Linked DNA regions of Homo sapiens: region 1 is linked to region 2. A link is a contact called in ENCODE Hi-C data. All regions are on one chromosome and are shown on one strand. The core of a region is the stretch at or near the end of the contact, and the rest is flanking DNA. Distances in the headings are between cores, read along the strand shown. Region 1 overlaps GPR161 (G protein-coupled receptor 161). Region 2 overlaps RCSD1 (RCSD domain containing 1).

What was found. A loop is a pair of places that touch in the nucleus more often than their neighbours do. Pooled maps may share reads with other maps.
Region 1: a loop to region 2 is called in a map of K562, with 3 times the contacts of the local background. The contact joins two enhancer-like sites. A Hi-C loop is called at or near these places in 1 of 168 maps with a recorded cell type or tissue (K562) and 11 of 50 pooled maps.

What each region holds. Positions count from the first base shown.
Region 1 is chr1:168,080,737-168,083,825 of GRCh38, reverse strand. It overlaps GPR161 (G protein-coupled receptor 161), which reads left to right. Exons shown (of 6, transcript NM_001375883.1): 6 at 1-3,089. Among named protein-coding and RNA genes, the nearest start is that of GPR161, 55 kb to the left of the region's middle. RefSeq lists a silencer at 1,241-1,535. Within about 2 kb of position 1,410, at least 12 of the 41 ENCODE cell types and tissues checked have a DNase peak (open chromatin) inside an H3K27ac peak, as active enhancers do.
Region 2 is chr1:167,686,653-167,689,980 of GRCh38, reverse strand. All of the region lies in intron 3 of RCSD1 (RCSD domain containing 1), which reads right to left. Among named protein-coding and RNA genes, the nearest start is that of TRP-CGG1-1, 26 kb to the left of the region's middle. RefSeq lists enhancers at 1-731, 1,959-2,138. Within about 2 kb of position 1,905, at least 7 of the 41 ENCODE cell types and tissues checked have a DNase peak (open chromatin) inside an H3K27ac peak, as active enhancers do.

The sequences.
Region 1 (3,089 bases), core at 161-2,660, 390 kb before region 2:
CCAATGGTTAGCTGGTCCCCTGGTCTGCAGTTTGTAAAAGACCTTTCATGAGGCCTGGAGTCTTGCTACCTGTGGTGATTGAACTCAACTATTCTGGGTCACCTGGATGCCAGGCGCTGGCCTAGCTTCTGGATGGGAGTGGGAAGGAGCAGAGGGCAGGTTCACCTGTGCAGGTCAGACACTCTGCTTCCATCACTGGATGGCATTCCTACGTCTGCGTGTGGTTCACGTTTTCTATATATATTCCCTGTATATATTTTTTTCTAGCACTTGTCTACTTTCTGAAGGGACCATATTCCTGATCAACTAGTGTGCACAGAGGTGGAACAGGGCAGAGAGACCTTTATCTCTAGGATGGGTTGCTGGTTAGGTGTAGGCATTCTTGAGTGCAGCAGCTTGGCTTTGAAACGCAAGGGTTGGAGAATGTTCCCCTGACTGTACTAGACTGGGCTCTAGGGAAAGAATCCTGAGACAGCCCCCCACTCCCCCACTGACCCCACACTAGCTGGGCTATTATAGAATTTAATCTAAATCTAGAAATACTGCATTTCACAAAATGATTCACTGTGTTTCCCTTTTTTTACTGAGGTCCAATTCATTTAGTCGTCTACCAGACACTGCACATCCAGTGTATGCGAAGCACCAGGCTAGGCTCTGTAGGCAATACCACTAAAGTGTGCACTCTGATTTAGGGAGCAGGACCTGTGGATACCGATTCTAATAACTAGCAAAGTCAAGTCGTGGTTATAGAAAGAAGTGTGGCTTCAGAGGGAGGTGGGTATTTCCAAATATGGAGTTAGGGATGGCTCCATGAGGTAAGTGACAGTTTGAGCTAAGTCTTGAAGGATGCTTGGCAGCTAGAACCATATTTTCCATATTCAGGAATTCAAATTTGCCTTTATTCAGCTAGAGAGAAAGAGAGAAGGGGGTGTGGGGGAGAAGGAAAAGAGAATTTTCACACATTTTGAAGTTCCTGAGAGCATTTCTGAGGATATCTGCCGTTAGTGCAGAAGGTCGAAACCCCAAGTGCCCCCACTAAACCCAGGCTCTTTAGCTGTAAACTGCCATGCAGTGGCAGGCCTGCAGCCTTCCTGATGGGACCACATGGACAGTGGCACATGGGACATTTGGCTACTCGTTAGCTTAAACAACTCAGTCCTGTGTCTTCTGGTTTTGACAAGACCACATTTAGGACTGCTGCCCACCTCTGCCTCTTTCATTGAGATTTCCGCCTTATTGGGTCCCTGTGCTATGCCACAGATACCAGGTTTGGGGTTGTTTTGACCCAGAAGGCATTGGGAGTCCCACATTACAGAGCACACACACAGCTCAACACAGCCATTTCCCTGGCCAGAGGCACCAAGACTGAAGTTCAGGCCCTTAGACACTAGGTGGCAGCGGTGTGGCTGTGCAGAGCCAAGGATGAACCTGAGAGCTTGTTTGCCTCTGGCTGGGCACTCTTGTTTTGAATTCCTTTGCCCTTATCGTGTAGTCCACGGCCTTGGTGACCAAGGACCACCTGGCTAGCCTGCTTACATGCATGACCCCATCCAGGTTCACAGGTATTGCCACTGAGTGATCTTAGGTAGATCACTGCTCCTGGAGAAGCAGAGTTGAGGAGTGTAAGACAAGGGCCATCTAGTGCCAATGTTCCTTGATTCTTATTTGAGGAGCTACTATGTGGTCTTTCTGTAAACAAGTGAACAACCAATGAGACTAAATATTTGCAATAGATAGGCTAAGGAATTTGGGTTGAGACAGGAGACGGAGGAAAAATGCTTTGATACAATGACAGATGGTTAGTCTCTTCAGATTTCCCTGAATATTTTCCATCCCGACAATATGCCTCTTAGATACTTGCAGATTAGACATGTCTCTGGATGGACCACAAGATACATTCACAACATGTGTTCAGCCTTGAGCCCTGGCTGTGTCCTGTCTGGAAGGAACTGAGGATGATGTGGCTATAAAGAGGAGGCAGTGAGCTGGCATGTGACTGCCTTCTGTGGGCCTGACCTGTTTGACATTTGAGGGCCTATGATGTGCTAGGTGCTGTGTTAGGTACTTCCAAATGCTTTATCTCATTTTACCCCAGTGCAAGTGTGATATAGTGAGGATGGTGAAGACGTGGGTATGGTTAAGTCATGAGTTCAGATCCCGTGCTTCCAATTACATGGGTGTTTTCAAACAAGTCACTACTTATGAGTTTCCTCATCTGTGAAGGGAAGTTTAGTCATCTGTTTCAATGTGGAGACACACAGGATTGAGGGAGTCCTCCGTCACAGGGTGACTGTCTGGATTCTATGAGGAAATACTTGGAAAGCATGCAGCACAATGCCTGGGGTGCAGCTGAAGCTGAGCCACTGGTGTTTCTTCACAGTATCTCTGTGGGGAGGGTGTATTATTCCTTTTTATAGGGATCTCTATAATGAAGTGAGAATCTTGAAAATATAAGTGTTATCCTAGATGGGAGGTGTTAAAGGTTTTTGCCTTGGGAATTTTGTCATATTTGTTGCACAGCAAGGAAGGACTTTCAGAAAAGCAGGGATGTGGTGAGGAAGAGCAGGCAATAGAGAGCAGGGAGGAAAGGCTAAGTAGCATCTGGAACTTGAGAAGTCTAAGGGAGCCAAAATGAGATTTTCTATTAAAAATGTCTATCCTCAGCCGGGCGTGGTAGCTCACGCCTGTAATCCCAGCACTTTGGGGGGTCGAGATGGGCAGATCACCTGAGGTCAGGAGTTCGAGACCAGCCTGACCAATATGGAGAAACCCCGTCTCTACTAAAAATACAAAATTAGTTGCGCGTGGTGGTGGGCGCCTGTAATCCCAGCTACTCAGGAGCCTGAGGCAGGAGAATCACTTAAACCCAGGAGGCGGAGGTTGCAGTGAGCCGAGATCGCGCCATTGCACTCCAGCCTGGGCAACAAGAGCGAAACCCCGCCTAAAAAAAGAAAAAAAAGAAAAAGTCTATCCTCTATGCTACTGGCCTGTTTGTACAAAGATAAAATCATTCTAATTTGTCCGGAATGACTATCAAAGATGATCAAATCCCCAGGGCCTGGTGTAACGTTCCAAATCATAGCACAAAT
Region 2 (3,328 bases), core at 656-3,155:
AAAAGCCACAGGCAGAAGGAGAAGAGAAGTTGGTGTTGCCACTTTCTCATTAGTTCAGTAGCCCACATACTTCATTAGGGCCTGGGCGACGTGAACTTTCCCCCTCCCTCCCTCATCCCACCACAGCAAGATCTTCAAATCAGAATTAGAGAAGTCAGCGCCGACATCCTTAACACAGAAGGTCTCTCCCAGGAAGAGTGACTTCATTGTTGTTATGAAGGAAAACTATATCTGAGCAAGATCTTCACCTCATGACCTTCAACACTGTGAATCAACAATTTGGGGGATTTCAAAGACAAAGGGCAAAAATTACCATCCTGTTTGTCACACACACAACAAGAAACCAGACCAGGATGACAGAGGTATGACTGGAATTCCTCCCTGGACCCAGTGATATTTTGGAAAATCCCATCGATGGCATGATTTATAAATTATGATTTTCCAAAATGTTGAATATTTGAATATTCTTTTTCTTTTCTTTTCTTTTTTTTTTTTTTTTTGAGACAGAGTCCTGCTTGTTCCTCAATCTGGAGTGCAATGGCGCAATCTCGGCTCACTGCAACCTTCGCCTCCTGGGTTCAAGCAATTCTCCTGTCTCTGCCTCCCAAGTAGCTGGAATTACAGGCATGCACCACCATGCCTGGCTAGTTTTTGTATTTTTAGTAGAGACAGGGTTTCACCATGTTGGCCAGGTTGGTCTCGAACTCCTGACCTCAGGTGATCCACCCACCTCCCAAAGTGCTGGGATTACAGGCGTGAGCCACCACGCCCAGCCTGAATATTCTTTTTAACCAAGTAAACATTTACTGAGTATTTACTACGTCCCAGACATTGTGTGGGTCATACAAAGATGAGCATGATTCAGTCTCGGTGGCAGGAGCAGTCCGTGGCTGATGCATGTGTTACATAATCATACGTACTCTCTGTTAGTTGTAGATATTTTTGTGATGAATGAATGCCAGGAATCTTGTCTGCCTTCGGGATCCATATCATGTAAAAATATTAACTCTGTGTTTTGCGTAAAATCCCCACAAACATGTGAGAATGGTGACAGTGATAGGATGATGATGATGAAGAAAAGGAAGAGGATGACTTCCATGTGGTTGGACAGAGGCCAAGGCAGAGGAGGGATCTCCCCATAGTGTGGAGACCAATGTGTATGACCTGCTCCTTGACCCCATGTACTAATTTTCCTGAACAATAAGAAGAACTACACTGATCTCTTAGGAAGATTCTGAGATATTTATAATGTGAGATGATTGTGTTTTAGTGATGGAAGGAGGGAGGCTCACCCAACTGAACTCCTCGTGATCTTTTTACAGCCCAACACCAAGGGAGAGCATGGGCTGGACTTACAGGATCCCCACTCCTTCTAATTCTAGTTTTGGCAGGAGCCAGACGAAGCCCTTGGCCTCAGCCTCCTCTACCAAGATGCAGCTGGGCGGGAATAAATGATTCTAAGGACTCCTGCTGCCTCTGCCTCCATGTGTCTTCACTGTCGGGTATGTTCCTATAGCAGTCTTTCAAGGAGCTTTTTATCTAGGATGAGTATAAAGAGCTTCCAGCCCCAATGGAAGTGCCCTTGGTTTCTGTGCTTTACAGGGAAATTTCACACGGGCTGGGGTTTTCAGAGAAACTTTTAGAAACTGCAGCAACAATTTTGCTGATAAAGCTCACTTCATGTAATATTATTAGTTCTTCTCTTCCCCAGCTGACCACTGATTTCTGAAGTCTGTGGAAATTCAGTGGACCCTGCCCCTTAAACACAGTATAGTACTGGGGACCCAGCTGATGCTCCATAAAACCCTATTGATTTGAATTGCAAAGCAGAAAGAATCCAAAATAGCCTCTAGTGCAGTTCCTGGAAATGACAGCAGGTGGCATCATTTCCCTTACGGTTTAACAAGGGGCTTCAGGCAAGCGGCTGAGACTAACAATCCGGTGGAGAAAAACCAGCCTTCCATCCCTGTATATGTATATATATAGCTGTATTTACATGACATTATTACCACGTCTAGAAACTACGGACTAATTTCCAGATGGGAATGCTTTTCAGCCTTTTCTGAGTATAGGAGGCAGGATCTGTGGCTGCATTAAACACCCAACTTCAGCTGGTTCTTCCAGAGAGGGGTAACTCTTGGTCACCCTGCCATCAGGAGGGGCCCTGCAGTCAGCAGGTGCTGTCAGGGGGCTGACCCCACTGTCTCAGACCTGAGCAAGCATAGCGGGGCAGGGATGAAATGACCCTTCCTGGCACTGTGCATTGGGAACCGAGGGGTAGCCTGACCGGGTCCCTCCCTGCAGGCCCCCAAGGTTTCCAGCATTAGAGCCTCTGCAGGCTGAGCTACAGGAGTATGGAAGGAGAAATGTGGACAGCAGCCTCCAATTAGCCCTGCCAGACAAAGCAGGCTGCTCATTTTATTTCTATGTGAATTTCTTTTCTTTTTTTTTTTTTTTTGAGACGGAGTCTTGCTGTGTCACCCAGGCTGGAGTGCGGTGGCGCGATCTAGGCTCACTGCAAGCTCCGCCTCCGGGGTTCACGCCATTCTCCTGCCTAAGCCTCTCGAGTAGCTGGGACTACAGGCGCCTGCCACCACGCCTGCTAATTTTTTGTATTTTTAGTAGAGACGGGGTTTCACCGTGTTAGCCAGGATGGTCTCAATCTCCTGACCTCGTGATCCGCCCACCTCGGCCTCTCAAAGTGCTGGGATTACAGGCGTGAGCCACTACGCCCTGCTTCTATGTGAATTTCAAGGCCACGAAAAGTCATTGATCCCTGGAGGTAGTGTCCTTTCAATGTGCGAGCAGCCTGTCACTCCAGGCAGGATTTTCTAAAATCCGCCCTTGGACTTAACCAGCCCTTGGCCATTATAAGCCATTTAACTTCTGGGTGATGTGCCCCATGGGGTGAAACCTGTGAATGCATTTCCACAGAGCTGCCAGGATGGAGCTGTTTAACCCAATCACTAGCCTAACTCCCTCTGCTTTTACTCTAGGGGATAAAACTTCCCTAGCCAGCCTCCCTGATCTATCTGGTTAGTGATTTTGTCCTCAATTTCACAAATAAGAAAAATGATTCGGTATGGTGTGGTGACTTCTCCTGGGCCAAGCCCAGGCTATCAGGGGGCAGTCTCACATTAAGCTCTGAGTGGCCATAACCTCAACCCATTGCATAGCAGTGGAGACACTGAGCCCAGAGGTTGAAGGTTACAAGGAGAAGTTGATTCTCTGGAAAGAGAGGTTGTTGGTATGTGTTTGGTCACAGCACTGGCTGATGACCCCATAAAGCCACAGAATCATATTGTTGGCACTTGAAGAGACCCAAGGA